Regions from separate parts of the Homo sapiens genome. Here region 1 is linked to region 2. Evidence: chromatin contacts called from ENCODE Hi-C or POLR2A ChIA-PET data. All regions are on one chromosome and are shown on one strand. The core of a region is the stretch at or near the end of the contact, and the rest is flanking DNA. Distances in the headings are between cores, read along the strand shown. Region 1 has its middle 28 kb from the start of LGSN. Region 2 overlaps LGSN (lengsin, lens protein with glutamine synthetase domain).

Evidence for each region. Hi-C counts contacts between places; a loop is a spot of excess contacts on that map. ChIA-PET counts read pairs that join two places held with the same protein, here RNA polymerase II (POLR2A). Pooled maps may share reads with other maps.
Region 1: a map of PC-3 shows a loop between it and region 2 (2.8-fold over the local background). The contact joins two enhancer-like sites. A Hi-C loop is called at or near these places in 2 of 168 maps with a recorded cell type or tissue (Calu3 and PC-3), 7 of 37 single-sample maps with no recorded cell type and 7 of 50 pooled maps. POLR2A ChIA-PET finds 5 or more read pairs at or near these places in 1 of 52 experiments (OCI-LY7).

What each region holds. Positions count from the first base shown.
Region 1 is chr6:63,345,439-63,351,288 of GRCh38, forward strand. It overlaps a transcript of LGSN not described here. Among named protein-coding and RNA genes, the nearest start is that of LGSN, 28 kb to the left of the region's middle. RefSeq lists an enhancer at 1,693-2,892. Within about 2 kb of position 2,298, at least 3 of the 41 ENCODE cell types and tissues checked have a DNase peak (open chromatin) inside an H3K27ac peak, as active enhancers do.
Region 2 is chr6:63,302,728-63,308,039 of GRCh38, forward strand. All of the region lies in intron 1 of LGSN (lengsin, lens protein with glutamine synthetase domain), which reads right to left. Among named protein-coding and RNA genes, the nearest start is that of LGSN, 15 kb to the right of the region's middle. Within about 2 kb of position 3,969, at least 2 of the 41 ENCODE cell types and tissues checked have a DNase peak (open chromatin) inside an H3K27ac peak, as active enhancers do.

The sequences.
Region 1 (5,850 bases), core at 1,048-3,547, 41 kb after region 2:
AAGACAGGCAATTCAAGATTTGTAGTGTATTCCAAAGACACAGTATCTTCATGATGAGACCTGTCTTGGGAGGTCACTAGAAGTGTCAGAGATCCCTTTTCTTTATGTCTTATTACTCCACCAATCACAACCATTGCATTTTCCATATGAGCCAAGATAACGATAGGTAGCAGATATCATGTTCTCATTTCAGGCAGCAGGAAAGCCCTGTTAGGTGGTCATGCCCCTCACTTTAAGATTACAACCTTCTGCTTACATCCCACTGGTCTAGAATTAATCACATGGCGACCTTACTCCAAGAAAGATTAGGAAGTATTGTCTACTGTGGGCAGCCATTTGTTCAGCTAGAAATCATGGGTTCCATAACCACAGAAGCAGCAAAGAATGGGCCAACCAACACTCTTTGGTCCAATATCTTTTACTTAAAAATTTTCTCCCACTTACTGAAAGACCATCCTTTTCATAAACTAAATTTTCAAAACTAAATGGTCTGTTTCTGGATTCTATATTCCATTCTGTTGATGCATTTGTTGAATTTACACTAATTCTGCATTGTTTTATTTACCAAAAATTTAAAGTATACTTTTGTGATATTGTGACATCGGAAATATCTATTTGGTCTCTGTCCCCGGTTCCTGGCACATAACTCCTAAAACTCTTCTAATTTCCTGAGCAATAGGGGTGCTAGGTGAATATTTCGTTCTAATAAGGTCTTTGACACAGAGCTCCCAATCCCTTGAAATTTCCTGGGTGATAGGAGTGTCTCTTGTTTTAATGAGGCAACTCTTGGTGGGCGTCTGCATGGAGGTTGGTAACCAGAAAGACTAAGTCATGATTTAAAGCCTGGAACTTTTGAGCCCACCCCACCATCGTCCTGAAAGAGGAGAAAAGCTGGACATTGAGTTAATAATTGATCATATCTTCTTGAAAAAGCTTCCGTAAAAATCCCTGAACAATGGGTTTGGAGAGCAACTGGACTGCGGAACACATGGAGATGCTGAGCCCTGGAGAGGACGTGGAAACTCTGTACCCCTTCCCCCATATCTTGCCTAATGCATCTGGCTGTTCATCTGTATCTTTTATAATATCCTTTATAATAAACTGGCAAAAAAAAGTAAAGTGCTTTCCTGAGTTCTGTGAGCCACTCTAGTAAATGATTAAATGATTTAACCTAAGGAGGGAGTCATGTGAATCCCAATTCATAGCCAGCCGGTCAGAAGTTCCCAGATTGCAGTTGGCCTCTGAAGTGGGGGCAATCCTGTGAGACTGAGCCCTTAACCTATAGGATGTGACTCTAACTCTAGGTAGATATTACCAGAACTGAATTGAATTATAGGCCTGGAACTTTCGAGCTCACCCCACCATCCTTTTGAAAGAGGAGAGAAGCTGGAGATTGAGTTAATGCTCGGTCATGCCTTCTTGAAAAAGCCTCCATAAAAATCCCTAAACAATGAATTGGGAGACCTATGGACTGCTGAACACATGGAGAAGCTGAGAGGGGTAGCATCTCCTGGCGAAGTATGAAAGTTCCAGTCTTCAAATCATGGCTTAGTCTTTCTGGTTACCAGCCTCCATTCAGATGCCCACCAAAAGTTGCCTCATTAGAACAAGAGGCACTCCTATCATCCAGGAAATTTCAAGGGATTGGAAGCTCTGTGCCACCAGAGACACCCAGTTGATGTTTGCTGGAGAATTAGTATGTGGGGAAAAATAAATCCTACCCATCTGGTGTCAGAAGTGAGGAACTGAGAATGAGTGGTGAGTAGGAGAGGGAAAAACAATTCATGGGGCAAATCTTACTTCATTATTTCTTTTCAAAATTTCTTAGTTTTATGTATTTTTCCTTACTGATTAATTTTAAAACCAGTCTTTTTTAAAACAAAAAAAAGAACTCCAAAGTACTTTGAATTTGCATTAACTAAATATTTGGGGGAAATTGACATTTTTACAATTTGGAGGGTTATAATAATATGGTTTACTATTGATTTAGGTCTTCTTTGTGCTCTTCAGTTAAGTTATAAGGTCTAATTTACTGTTCAGACATATAATTTCAAGGTCTATGACTTTCCTGCTTCAGTGTCTTTTCTAATCCATCATTATTCCATCAGTTCATTCACTCATTCATTCTTTCATTCATTCATTTGTTTTCCAAGATGGCTTTTTCCAGTATGCTTAAAAGGCTAGAGAGGTCTCTAAGATAAGGAACTGCTTATCTTACAGTGACACATTTCATGAAATAAGATAACTGATGCCAAAGTCTTTTGAAAATTTGGAAAATTACCACGTAAATATCTGTTCCATTCTTATACTCAATTAGTCACTAAGTGAAAACATGTAAGCTGAATCTCACAATGACTAATGTTTCTGCAGCCTGCTTAAATAAGCGGTAACTTATTTAAAAATCCAAAATGCTTGCTAAGTCATATATGACTCATACAGCAGAGTCCATTAGTCAGGAATGACTTGTAGGGAAATATTCCTAATATTAGAAAAAGGTTAATTGTGTGAATAAGAAAATAAGATATAAGATCAAGTCTGCTTCTAGCTCTTGAAAATTTTCTTAAAATTGGAGGAGAAACTCCTTTCTCCAAGTAAGAAAAAAACAAATAAAACCACTGATTTATAACAAAAGAAAGCATAAATAAGCTAGTCATTCAATATTAGCCAAGAGCTGAAGAATATAGTCTAACGTAAATACAGCAGCTCAGGAGACAATGACCTTGAAAACTAGCAGCCACAAAAGAAAGAACAGACTAATATAAAAGTATGGACTGGGAGGCAGAAATGGGCAGATCACCTGAGGTCAGGAGTTCGAGACCAGCCTGGTCAACATGGCAAAACCCCGTCTTTACTAAAAACACAAAAATTAGCTGGGAGCTGTGGCGCATGCCTGTAATCCCAGCTACTCGGGAGGCTGAGGAAGGAGAATTGCTTGAATCCAGGAGGCGGAGGTTTCAGTGAGCCGAGATCACACCACTGCACTCCAGCCTGGGCGACAGAGTTAGACTCTGTCTCAAAAGAAAAAAAAAAATATATGGAAATGTAATTAAGCATTCACAATGCAGGTCTACGAGCTCTTGGTGCGCATGGCATTCTAGTTTCTATTTTGATTTTTTAGTTAACGGCTCAACAAATATTTTGGAACATATCATCTCTACAAGGCACTAGTAGATGTTGAAGAGAGACAACATCTTATTGCACATCTGGCCTACAGTAATCTGTGTTTGGTAGGAGTCATGGAGCATTATTTAGTATCTTAACCCAAAGTAGGATACTAACTACACTAGAAATGAAGATTTTTACTTTTTTTTTTTTTTTTTTTGCTTTTTTAAAATAGAGGTGGGGTCTTGCTGTGTTGCCCGGGCTGGTCTCGAAATCTTGGCCTGAAGCAATCCTCCTGCCTCGCCTTCCTAAAGCACTGAGATTACAGGCATGAGCCACCACACCTGGCCAGAAGTATAGATTTTTAAAACTACGTAGTAAAGGCTTTCAAAGGGGAACAAGTTAATGCAAAGTTCTTTGGAAGAGTTAGCATTGGAATGCAGCCTTCAAGCAATCGAGAATTGTTCCTGTAAAGTTGAAGATAAGGAAAAGGGGGCAGAAGTCAAAGCACTGAGCTTACTGTGCACAGAAAAACAAGGTGAATACTCAATTTAATGATGCATGAAGAAAGGAAGAGAAACAGGAGTCCTTTAGACCTTGATTTTCAAAGAGCTTCTTACATGCCATAGGCTGCCCTCAAACTTTTGGTTGTTTTGTTGTTATTGACTTAAGTAAGATAATAAACTTAATCAGAACTGTGCTTTGGAATGATTCATTAAGAAGCCACTCTGTAATGTAAATTGTGAGAGTATTAAGGCAGAGACTGGAGACTGGGGGCTAAATTAGGAAATATTTGTAGCTGATGAGAAACATGGTTGGTAGAATTCTAAAAAGGCCCCTAAATTCCCAACCCTTGGTGCAAAAACACCTTCTCCTAGGTATTCAATCAAACATTAATCTAGGTGTTGCTGTGAAAAGATTTGTGATGTGGCTATGGCCTCAAATCAGTTAAGGTTGAGAAACATTCTAAGAAAGTCTGACCTAATCACAAACCCTTTAATCTGTGTTTAGAGGTCAGCAACAGGGAAGTTGGAGAGATTCAAACTATGATTGCAATTCGACAAGGGAGAGTTTTTCCACCACGGGCTTTGAAGATGGAGAGGACCACATGGCAAAGAATGCAGATGGCCTCTGGAAGCTGAAAGTGCCCTTGGCCAACAACCAGCAAGGAAACAGGAACCAGAGTCTTACAATAAAAAGGGCTTAAAATAACACAAATTTATGATAGCACAGCTTCTGTAGATGAGATGTACTAACGACGTGATTGAGTTCTGTGCTCAAGTTATCATAAGACTGAAATCAAGGTGTTGGGTAGGCTGAGTCCTTCTACGGAGACTGGGAACAATCCACTTCTCAACGCATTCTGGTGGCATTTAGGGATAAGCTGGTTTATCCAGGCCAGCTTCACAGAAGATGAATATAGTTCCATTTCAGTTATTAGAGACCTACCCAAAGATTTAGAAGAATGTTTGATTATTTGAAAGCATTTTAAAACTATTCATTCAACAAGGAAAAGTTGAAAAAGAGTTCAGTACCTATCATGTAAATTATTAAGGTTGGTGCAGAAGTAATTAGCAAAAACCGCAAATACTTTTGCACCAACCTAATAATTAACTCATGAGGAATGGTAAAAGTGAGTAAGCTTTTTAGTTAAGAAAACTGGATTTATAGAGTTATTCTAGCTGTGTTCTATTCAATTATTACCTTGATTTCTTTCATTCTTTCTTTGGTTATAATATGAAAGCAATTACTATATTAATTATTTCACAGGGTTGTTAGTAGGACCAAATTTATTAAAATATACAAAGGACTTCACAAACTGGAAAATATTTTACAGATTTGTAATTATAATTATTACTGGATCTAGTCATAGTTATTTGTCTGCAAACCATAAATTATCTCAGTGCATTCAAATTAACCTGGTTGTGAAGATTTAAAATTTTTTACTTTATTTCCAGTTTTAATAAACAGCATACTGAAAATAGTGCCACAGGCACATCATAAAACTAACTACAAAGTAAACAGTTCAGGCCAGGGGTGGTGGCTCACGCCTATAATCCCAGCACTTTGGGAGGCCAAGGTGGGTGGATCACCTGAGGTCAGAAGTTCCAGACCAGCCTGGCCAACATGGTGAAACGCTCTCTCTACTAAAAATACAAAAATTAGCTGGACATGGCAGCGCACACCTGTAATCTCAGCTATTCAGGAGGCTGAGGCAAGAGAATCACTTGAACCTGTGGGGCAGAGGTTACGGTGAGCTGAGATGGTGCCACTTCACTCCAGCCTGGGCCACAGAGCCATCTAAAAAAAAAAAAACAAACAAACAAAAACGAGTTCAGACGACCAATTGGTAAGTAAAACAATTGGTTTTTTATCCTAATAAAAAAGAATTTGCCATTCAATCACTAACATCCAAAACTATTTACAGTGCTATATTCTGAATATTTGTGTCTCTTCCACCCAAATTCATATGTGGAAATGTTAACCCCCAAGGTTAACATAAGAGGTGGGTCCTTTGAGAGGCGATTAGGTTATCAGAATGGAACCCTCACAAATGGGATTAGTGTCTTTATAAAAGAGACCCCAGAAAGATCCCTTCCCATTTCTACCATGTGAGGTTACTGTGAGAAAACCCTGTCTGTGAGGAAGCAGACCCTCACCAGACACCAAAGCTACCAGTGTCTTGTTCTGGGACTTCTCAAACTTCAGAACTGTGAGAAATACATTTCTGATATTTATCTGCCACCC
Region 2 (5,312 bases), core at 2,719-5,218:
AAATTTGTATTTAAGATAATATGAATTCATTGTCGAGTGTGGACTCATGGAGAGTCTGGAGAGCTGCCTGGTCCTTCTCAAGTAATTAAAACTGCCATCATTGAAAGCTCTACACTCAGCCAGGCATGGTGGCTTTCGCCTGTAATCTCAGCACTTTGGGATGCCGAGGTAGGTGGATCACTCGAGGTCAGGAGTTCGAGTCCAGCCTGGCCAATATAGTGAGACCCCCATCTCTACTAAAAATGCAAAAATTATTCAGGCATGGTGGTGAACACCTGTAATCCCAGCTACTCGGGAAGCTGAGGCAGGAGAATCGCTTGAACCCAGGAGGCAGAGGTTGAAGTGAGCCGAGATTGCATCCAAATTATATTTTTAAAAATATACTGGTGTCATGACTATTCTAAGTTGCCAAAGTGGTTTATTTTGCTTTGTCAAATCCATAATCCTAGGAAGACAAAAAAAACTTCAGGTACATTTTTGCTACTTGATGGGCCATTTGAACATTTACAGATGGCTTCTATTCAATTGTCATTTGTAATGCATGTTTTCTAGTTATATACAAGCTTTCTCATGCAAGAAGGCTAATGCAATAACAATAGCTAAAATAGCTTAACGGTTATCAAGAAATGTGTTTCTCTCATGGAACATTCCTAGAGAAATCTCCAACAATAAAGGTACTTGTTTCACTGGACAAGTTGTAAAACATAAGGTGTTACAGCTATAATAGCATTAGGCAAGTCTAACTGAATGGACTGAATTGTCTTGGTCAAAGGTACTGCAGACTGATAACAATCAGTTCCTCTTCCAATCAAAACATGAGTTGACCATTTATGAAATAGTCACTGTAAGGCCTCTAATAATAGAACCTTATGTATCTTCTGCACCTAAATTCTTATATGACTAAATGCTACAATGCAGGCTTCAATGCATTGTGCCAAAGTGTATTTTCATTAGGTAAAAGGAGCTTTTTATGATCCACTGACTGGGTACAGTCAAACCCTTCATGGTCTAAAACTTAGAGACTGGGCCTTCTGGAAACACCATCAGAGAAAGACTTCCCTTGCCACTCACACTGCAGTAAAATACTGGGACCTTGAACCTTGAGTCTGGCCCATCCAGCCTCTTGAAACCAAACACTTGTTAGAGACCTTAAGGTAAAGCTAACCAGAGAACTTTCTCCCTTGAAGCAGATGGCATCCTAGACATAGAAAGCTTTCCCAAGATCATGGAACAAGACTTCTCTTCCATCGTGAGATTCTTAACCTTTCTTAACTTTTGCCTTGCTTATGCCTCTTGGAACAACACAGTGGGAAAAGGGGCCTATGTGTGTGAAGTATATTTTTATTTGTGTTAGATTTCACAGACAACCTTATACATGAGCAACCTTATCTCTTGATGGATGCAAGATGAAGGGCCAGTGTAGGCTAGGAATTTTAATGACACCTTTGTTACTCCATAATCAGTCAGAAACAGAACATCAGTCCACTTCTTTTAACGTACATCCTAGGTTAAATAAAACATTGCCAAGAGGCCTTCACCTTTCTAGATGGGCATCATTTGTTAGTTCCCTTTTTCTATGGCTTGGAGTAAATGAGGTAATGATTAGAAATGTATCCCTTACAGTAGTCTGTACAGCAGATTTTACTGCAAAACCTGTGGCTGTGCAGCAGACTTCTTTAAATTCTCTTGCTAAAGTTGTGCTAGATAATAAAATTGCTCTAGATTACCTACAGGCTGAACAGGGAGAAATCTGTGCAGTGGCTTACACTTCTTATTGTACATGAATAAATACACTGGGTTTTGTAGAGATTCAGTTACAAGAGATTAATGAACAGGCTGCTTAATTAAAACATGTAGACTTTTCATCTGGCTTATTCTTTGATCTATTTAACTTTAGTTGATTAATAGGAACTAATAGGAACCTTGGCTAAGGAGCATACTCCAAATTCTTGGTATGCTCCTGCCAGTCACTATAGTAGTCATTATCATTATCATTCTGACAGTCACAATAGTATTCTCCCTGGTATGCTATATTCTCTCCAAAGTTTTAAATGTTTGCAGACAGCCATGTGTAGAATGTCAGATGGTATCTTTGACTGGAATGACAAAATCTCAAAGAAATGCCTGATCGTGAAGACACTATAACCTATCAATAATGTGCTAAGACAGAAAACCCAAAATAATGGTAATAGGAAGTAGCACCAAAGCCCTAAGTTTTGGTCACACTCTCATCTAGGTGAGAACCTGACCAAAAGAAGAGAATTGTTAAACAAAATTATGGAAGACCATTGTTCTGGACTGAACTCTTGCATTAGACCCCAACAGAACAGACCAAATCAAAACAAAATCACTCATGCTAATACAACATAATCACAGTGAAACTTTAAGGAAGAAGATAGATTCCAAAACAGTACAGTTTTTTTTTCTTCTGAAAACAGGAGATCCCAGCATAATAAAGAGGTCCCCTCTGCTCTAACCCTTACAAAAAATTAACCTAAAGTAAACAATCAGGTTATTTTTCTCTCATTCTGTTTCCATATTCCCACCTTACAAAATCCACTGTACTGCTATTTCCCAGTGGAATTTGAGACCAAATAAGTCCATTTACAATGGTGTGAGAGTGACGTCAATGCCTAAGGTTTCAGTCAACCTCTCAATCTTAAGAGGTTGACCCAAAGGGAGGAATTGTTTACATAAAGCTACCTCCTTACATATCTTAAGTTTGGCCTAGAACTTTATAAACAGACTATAACCTACTCCTGTACCAATTAGAATTTCAGATGCCTGCCAATCACAGGCAGCCAACTGTTCAAACCATGTTCAAATAAGGGAAACTCCCAGCTGTAACTAATTCAGCTGTTTCTGTGACTCATTATTGTCTTCTGTACATCACTTTTCTTGTTCTGTCCATAAATGTTATCCAACAATGTGGCAGCTCCAGAGTCGCTCTGAACCTATTTTGGTTCTCAGGGAGGCCCAATTCTCAAATCATTCTTTGCTCAATCAAACTCTGTTAAATTTAATTTGCCTAAAGTCTTTTAAATAATATCCAGCCAGGTGGGGTGGCTCACGCCTGTAATCCCAGAACTTTGGGAGGCTGAGGTGGGTGGATCACTTGAGGCCAGGAGTTCAAGACCAGCCTGGGCAACATGGCAAAACTCCATCTCTACAAAAAATACAAAAAATTAGCCAGATTTGATGGCTAATTTGGTGTCTGTAGTCCCAGCTACTTGGGAGGCTGAGGCATAAGAATCGCTTAAACCCAGGAGGTGGAGGTTACAGTGAGCCAAGATCGCACCACTGCACTCCAGCCTGGGCAACAGAGTGAGACTCTGTCTCAACAACAAAAAAATAAAGTCTTTAAAATAATACCTATAAAAATATTAACATTTTAAAAGCATTGCCATATCCAGACAATATTTTATATTTCATCTAATACCCACAACATACAGGGAATATTTATTATCACCTACATTTTTTCCAAAGCAGAAATAACCCACAGGGGTTAGGTAATTTGTTCAAGGTCATATCTGAGGAAGAATAGGAATTCAAATCTAAGTATTTTATTTGAGGTGCTTCCTACATCACCATAGCTTGATAATTGACTTAAATGGAATTCTGTTTTTATTATATAGTGTGATCTGTGTAACTCATAAAACTTGTTCAACTTCTTCAATTATATATTCTTTTTCAATTGTATTTTTATAACTCTTTTCTGTATAAAAGCAAAACCCATCTTAATTCACATCACCACCAGTTTAACCTTCATTAGTCCCAAGAGTGAAGTTGTAACCTACTATGGATAAGGCAAAATCAAAGACATAAAAATAAACAAAACATAAAACATGATTCACAAAGAATATTACAATCTAGTAGAGGCAATAAAGTGTTGCTGTGGCAGTTAAGGGCCTCCATGTTGTAAAGAAAGAGATATGCTCAGGTTAGCCTAGTTCAAGGAGAGCAAACTCAAATAGCAGACAGATTACAAAAAAACACAATGGGCTGGAGGGCGAACGCAGTAGTTGATAGCCCTTCCCAGGAAGGAGCCAACACAGGAGTCCAGACAATTGTTGCCATATTAAAACGTGGCCCTCGTGTTGCCAGTTTTACAAATTTTCAAAACATGCCAGAAATCTGGATTTTTATTTGAAATTTCATGATTGTTAAATACTGCCAATTGATTTAAAATGTAAGGTAAGAAGTAAAGAAATAAACTTTCTCAACTACCACACAACTAGGTCTCAAAACTACCGGAATGCTGTTCAGAATATGCAGCAGCTCTAGAGATATGAGGCACAACTGTATCAGCAGTGACCACCTGTCTTTTCCCCAACAGTGGTATCTAGTGTGGTACTAAAGGGTGATGGTAAAAATATTTAGCCATTAGTACATCTAATAAAAATAACCAACACTTATATTGTGCCTATTATGTGCTAGATCTCTTCTAAATGCTTTGTCTTAATTTATTTAGTCTGAAAAATATCCCATGTGATAAATACATTACCATCCTATTTCAGAGATGAGAAAAATTGAGTCAAAGAAAGACTAATCAACTAACCCAAGCTCACAAGTCTCATAAGTGACAAAGCTCAGATTTGAACCCAGCCAGTTGGCTCCAGAGCACCAAGTACTTGGCACACTCTTAATGAACACTGTCACCAGGATATCCTCCCAACCATTGCTGGGGTGCTAGGAAGCTGTAGCAAGGTCCTGGAGGGCCTGTAGGGCCAGGTACTAGTTCTTTAACTCTTTAATTGATGGGCTGTGGACAGGTCCAAGAGCCCCAGGGAAATACTAGGACAGGTAGAAAAGTTTGGGTAGAGTGGACCATTAAGAGGCTCTTGTTAGCCACTGTTTACCAATCAGTTTAGAAATATTTGACCATTTATCAAGTACTCAGTGGTGCAGCTCTCCCTGGTGGCACCATTATGTTGGAAAAGCAATGCCTGATGCATGGTAAGTACTAAACAGAGGTCAGCCACAAATATTGCCTGGGCACTATGCATTACTGAGGATTTCTGGTGGAAAGATAACTCATTCTAGATTACCTCACAGGCCCTGGCCAGCCTAGAGGTGACTTTCATTGGGTCAGGCACTATTCCCTTATCTAAGAAGCTCCAGATTCTAAACACAATAAAATAGGGGAACCTCTCAGAATCATGAAGGCATATCAAGCAGTCCGAGGATTCTTAGAGTGGGGCAGTGTGATCCAAATAGCCTGGCTTGGACTCTACAGTAATGCTGTTACTACACAGGCAGAGTATTTCAGTCTTCAGATAGGCTAACCTTAAACAGAAGAGGGCGCATTTCAG